2 separate regions of the Homo sapiens genome follow, and region 1 is linked to region 2. Evidence: read pairs that join two places in POLR2A ChIA-PET (ENCODE). Cell type or tissue: GM12878. All regions are shown on one strand. Each heading gives the region's core, and the rest is flanking DNA. Links, peaks and the distances in the headings are about the cores only. Region 1 has its middle 14 kb from the start of FOXE1. Region 2 overlaps TMOD1 (tropomodulin 1).

Region 1 (2,810 bases), core at 8-2,507, 360 kb before region 2:
TCCACATGCAAAAGAATGAATTTGAACTCCTACCTCATACCATATACAAAAATTAATTTACTAGTCCTAACAGGCATATATACGTGACTCTTCCTAACAGTAAAATACATATTTTTCTCAGGTGCACATGGCACATTCTCTGAGATAGACCATGTATTAAGCCACAAAACAAGTCTTAATAGATTTTAACAAATAGATATCATACAAAGTATTTGCTCTGAACAAAACAGGATGAAGTTAGAAATCAATAAAAGAAAACCAGGGCTGGGCATGGTGGCTCGTGCCTGTAATCCTAGCACTTTGGGAGACCGAGCTGGGCAGATCACTTGAGGTCAGGAGTTCAAGATCAGCCTGGTCAACATGGTGAAACCCCATCTCTACTAAAAATACAAAAATTAGCCAGACATGGTGGCCCAACCCTGTAATCCCAGCCAGTTGGAAGGCTGAGGCATGAGCATCAGTTGAGCCTAGGAGGTGGAGGTTGCAGTGAGTTGAGATCACACTGCTGCACTCCAGCCTGGGTGACAGAGTGAGACCCTGTCTCAAAACAAACAAACAAACAAACAACCCCCCCCAAAAAAAACCACAGAAAATTCATGAATCTATAGAAATTTAAAAACTCATTCTTAACCAATGGGTCAAAAAGAAATCACTTATTTAGATATTAGGGATATTAGAAAATACTTGGAGACAAATGAATATACAGCATACCCAAACTTATGGAATGCAGTGAAAAAAGTGCTCAGAAGGAAAAATTATAGCTGTAAGTGACTGCATTAAAGATAAAGATCCCAAGTTGCTAACCTGATTTTACACCAAATTTTACTTTTTCTTTTCTTTCATTCTTTTCTTTTTCTTTTTTTTTTTTTTTTTTTGAGATGGAGTTTTGCTCTTGTCACCCAGGCTGGAGTGCAATGGTGTGATCTCGGCTCACTGCAACCTCTGCCTCCTGGGTTCAAGCGATTCTCCTGCCTCAGCCTCCTGAGCAGCTTGAATTACAGGCACCCACCACCATGCCCAGCTAATTTTTTTTATTTTTAGTAGAGATGGGGTTTCATCATGTCGGCCAGGCTGGTCTTGAACTCCTGACCTCAGATGATCCACCTGCCTCAGCCTCCCAAAGTGCTGGACTACAGGCGTGAGCCACCATGCCCAGCCCAAATTTTACTTTTACTAAAAGTAGAGCAAACTGAACCCAAAACTAGTAGAAGAAAGGAAATAATCAAGGTTAAAGTGGAGGTTAAAAAATAGAGAATAGTAAAACAGTAGAGAAAAATCAATGTAACCAAAAGTTGGATCTTTGAAAAGATCAACATAATGAACAAACCTTTAGCTAGACTGACAAAGAGAAAATAAAGATGTTCCATAAATAACTAAATGCAGAAGTGAAAGTGGAGACATTACCACCAACCTCACAGAGATTTAAAAAAAAAAAAGATTATAAGAGAATACTATGAGCAGTTGTATGCCACTGCATTAGACAACCTAGAAGAAAGGGACAAACTGCTTGAAATACACAAATTACTTAAACTGACTCAAGAAGAAATAGAAAAATCTCAACAGATCTCTAACAAGTAAAGAGATTAAATCAGTGATCAAAAACCTCCCAACAAAGATAAGTCTGGTATCAGATGGCTTCACTGGTGAATTCTATCAACTATTTAAAGAAGAATTAAAACCAATTCTTACCAAACTCTTCCATAAAATTGAAGAAGAGGGAACACTTCCTAATTCATTCCATGAGGGCAATATTTCTCTGATACCAAAGCTAGATAGACATTATAAGAAAATTACAGACAAATATTCCTTTTGAATATAGATGCAAAAATTCTCAACAAAATATTAATAGATAAAATCCTAGAGCAAATTAAAAGGATTTTCAACATGATCAAGTGAGATTTATCTCAGGAATGCAAGGATGGTTCAACATAAGAAAATCAATCCATCACTTTTATACAATGAAGAGGGGAAGAAACTGCATGATCATCTCAATGCAGAAAAGGATGTTGCATTATTTGACAAAATCCAACATCCTTTCATGATGAAAAACTCTCAGGAAACTAGGAACAGAGAGAAAATTCCTCAAAATGATAAGGCGTATTTATTTAAAAGTTCACAGTTAACATCATACTCAGTGGTGAAAAACTGAAAGCTTTCTTCCTAATAACAGGAACAAGAGAAGAATGTTTGCTTTATGCTGTCCAACATTGTACTGGAAATTCTAGCCAGAGCTATCCGAAAAGAAAAAGAAATAAAAGGCACCCAAACTGGAAAGGAAGAGGTAAAACTATCTCTATTCACAGATGACATGATCTTATATGTAGAAAATCCCAAAGAATCCACAAGGTTACTAGAGCTATTAAACAAATTCAACAAAGTTGCAAAATATAATATTAACATAGAAAATCAGCTGTAAGAAGGAAATTAGAAAAGTAATTCCACCTACAATAGCAGCTAAAAGAATGAAATACATTAGCAGCTAAACGAACGAAAGAATAGGAATACATCTAACCAAGGAAGTGAAAGACATAGACTGAAACATTGCTGAAAGAAATTAAAGGCACAAATAAATGGAAAAACATCCCTGATCATGGATAGAAAGACAATATTGTTAAGATGTCTATTCTACCCAAAGTGTTCTACAGATTCAATGCAATCAAAATTCCAACAGAAACAGAAAAGGCGATACTTACATCCACATGAAACTGCATTTTGAATAGCCAAAACAAATCTTGAAAAAGAGAAATAAACTTGAAAGCTTCACACTACCCAACTTTGAAACTTACTACAATGCTACAGCAATTAAAACA
Region 2 (2,810 bases), core at 88-2,587:
ACGTCTTAAGCATTTTACATATAAGAACTAATTTCATCCCCACAACAACCCCAGTTTATAGATGGGGACACCAGGCACAGAAATGTTAAAAGTTGGCTGGGTACGGTGGCTCGCACCTGTAATTCCAGCACTGTGGGAGGCCGAGGTGGGTGGATCACCTGAGGTCAGGAGTTCGAGACCAGCCTGACCAACATGGCGAAACCCCATCTCTACTAAAAAATACAAAAATTTGCCAGGTGTGGTGGTGTGCACCTGTAGTCCCAGCTACTCGGGAGGCTGAGATAGGAGAATTGCTTGAACCTGGGAGGCGGAGGTTGCAGTGAGCTGAGATCGCCCCACTGCCCTCCAGCCTGGGTGACAGAGCGAGACTCTGTCTCAAAAAAAAAAGAAAGAAAGAAATGTTAAAAGTTACCTGAGATTACAGAGCCAGTAACTAGTAGACCTTGGATTTGAATCCAGCAAGGTGGTCTCCAGAGTCTGTGTGTGTGTGTGTGTGTGTGTGTGTGTGTGTGTGTGTGTGTGTGTGAATCAGGAAGATAGATTGTGTTTCATTATGTGTCAATTGCTATTTAAGGCCCCCCAAAGGACTAATGAAGGATTTGAGTCTGCCCTTCATTGCTCCTAGGTTCCCTGGCCTTGTGCAGACTGATCCGGAGTCCGCCTTAACTACTATGCCCTCTGTCTAGTGGCCTGTCTTGACAATATACTGAGGATTGGGGTTAAGAAAATAGTTCCCTCTCCTGAAAGACTGATTGATGTTCTTCCTTCTACTATCAGACACCAAGAGTCCTCCCATTCATCTTGTCCCCCCCTTTCCCCTTGGCTGCCATGAGTCATCTCAGAGCCAATTTGAGTGTCCAAATACAGTTGTCATCTTCAGCCAGGGCACTGGCATAATTTTCTCTCTTTATTCTCTGTATCGGGTGCTCTTAACCCGGACTTTTGAATAGGCTTCAGGGGAATCACACACCCACTGAAATGATATGCAAATTGTTGTGTATATGAATATATTCATTTTTGTGGAGCAAGAATTCATAAGCTCTAATCAGATTCTCCAGGAGTTTCGTGATCTTAATCTTCAGGGTTTCTGCCTGTCTTTCTAGAATTTCTGTTCTTACTAGTTGCATTGGTCATGTAGTTTATTTTTTAAGCCATCTCAAGCCTTTTTAATGCTGTAAGTGGAATACAATGTAAAACCATAATAAGCAAATGCGTGCAATGTTGCTATCCATTCTGAATTTTTAAATCTCTCTTGGTTTGCATGGAGGAAGTCTGTCCTCACGTCTCCCTCTCTCTTACCTTCACTTTGCACACTTCTGAGTGGTTTTGATGTCTCAGGGTCTCAGGTGTCTCAGGTTCCCATCCCAGCACTGCCCAGGCACCCATCTTGTGCTCATAGATCCAAACTTGCAAGAAGTTTGCTGACCAGAAAGAGCCCTTGATTTTGATCCAAGGCACAAATGAATTCATTTGTAGATTTAAAAATCCACTATCTTAATGCAATGGCCAGGAGGAAGCTTTGTGGTAACTAGCACTCACCTTGGTGTTCAAAATGTGGTGGTTTGTAGATACTAGTCAACACCACCTGACTAGATGTTTATTAGAGCTTATTAGGAATTATTAAGTTTATTTTCTAATCAACTTATTAGAGCTTATTAGAAGCAAGGAGCTTTTTAGAAACTCAGACTCTCAAGCCCCATCTCATACCTACTGAACCAGAATCTGCATTTCTGAAAAGATCCCAAGTAATTTCAATGCACATTAAAGTTAGAGAAGCACGGATATAAAACAAGAAGACTCATTTCTCAAGTTTGTCAAACCCTGGAGAGCACTTCAGTTTTCTGGAATTGGATGACCTGGGACAATTCCTACTAGGGTTCACTGTCCCATTACAAAAGGTAGGTAACAATACTTGCTGTTCCTCCCTCATGGGGTTACTGTGAATTTCAAATGAGCTCTTGGATTCACACTAGCTACGTATCATGATGGGGCTGATAGGAGCTGGAGAGCTGGCAGTGGGGAGCAGAATAGGTGTGGTCTCTGCCCTCATAGAGCTGATGATTTGGTCGGGTAGGAGAACATGCTGTAAATGCTGGTTGGTGTTGTGTGACTGTCCTGGTTATCACAGAGCCTTCATTCATTTATTTCATGCATTCATTCATTCATTCGGTGGTCAGCCATTTATTAAAACCTGAAGTGCCTGTACTATGTCACACATTAAGCTCTGAGCTGCACATGGGGAAGCAGAAATAAATGAGTCAGAAACCTCGTCCTCAGGGAGCTTTTAGTCTAGCCAGAGACAGAGATACATCATTGGGTGGTTCCATTTAGAACACACTCTGGCTGGTGCTCTGAGTTGGCACAGGGGGCTGTGGGGGTACAGGTAAATCAATGAAGAACTTTGCTTTTAAGGGTGATTACAAGTTCACAGACTGAGAAGAGGGAGAACAGCACTGAAGGCCGAAAGAACAGCAGGGGAAAGGCAGGGAGGCATGAAGGCACAGCATGCTTTTGCCATGGCCAGAAGGTAAAGAGAATTTGGAGGAGTGCCTAGAGATGATTTTGGAGAAGTAGCTTGAGGCCCGGTCTTAGAGGCTAATGAATCTGGTCTTTATCCCTTAGGAAATGGGGAGTCCCTGAAGGGAGACAATTGACGCAGGTGAAGATCTTTTAAGAGCAGCATGGAAGAAGGAATGACTTGAGGCAGAAATACCTTTAAGAGGCTCTGAGAGCAGCTTAGGGGAGAGAGGAAGTCCTTACTGGGGTACTGGATGTGGCGATAGAAATGGATGTAAGAGAAATTAAGGAAG

Evidence for each region. Peaks named below come from ENCODE experiments on the same cell type or tissue, not always from the same donor. Only the 100,000 strongest peaks of a DNase experiment are listed, where the experiment ranks them.
Region 1: POLR2A ChIA-PET joins it to region 2 with 5 read pairs; 3 of 35 experiments call an interaction of 5 or more read pairs at or near these places.

What each region holds. Positions count from the first base shown.
Region 1 is chr9:97,865,618-97,868,427 of GRCh38, reverse strand. No RefSeq gene overlaps it. Among named protein-coding and RNA genes, the nearest start is that of FOXE1, 14 kb to the right of the region's middle. In GM12878, for the core only: no CTCF peak of the experiment used is centred there; a DNase peak (open chromatin) is centred at 1,367.
Region 2 is chr9:97,505,774-97,508,583 of GRCh38, reverse strand. The region is part of intron 1 of TMOD1 (tropomodulin 1); the gene reads right to left. Among named protein-coding and RNA genes, the nearest start is that of TMOD1, 5.5 kb to the right of the region's middle. In GM12878, for the core only: no CTCF peak of the experiment used is centred there; no DNase peak of the experiment used is centred there; H3K27ac peaks cover 438 bases.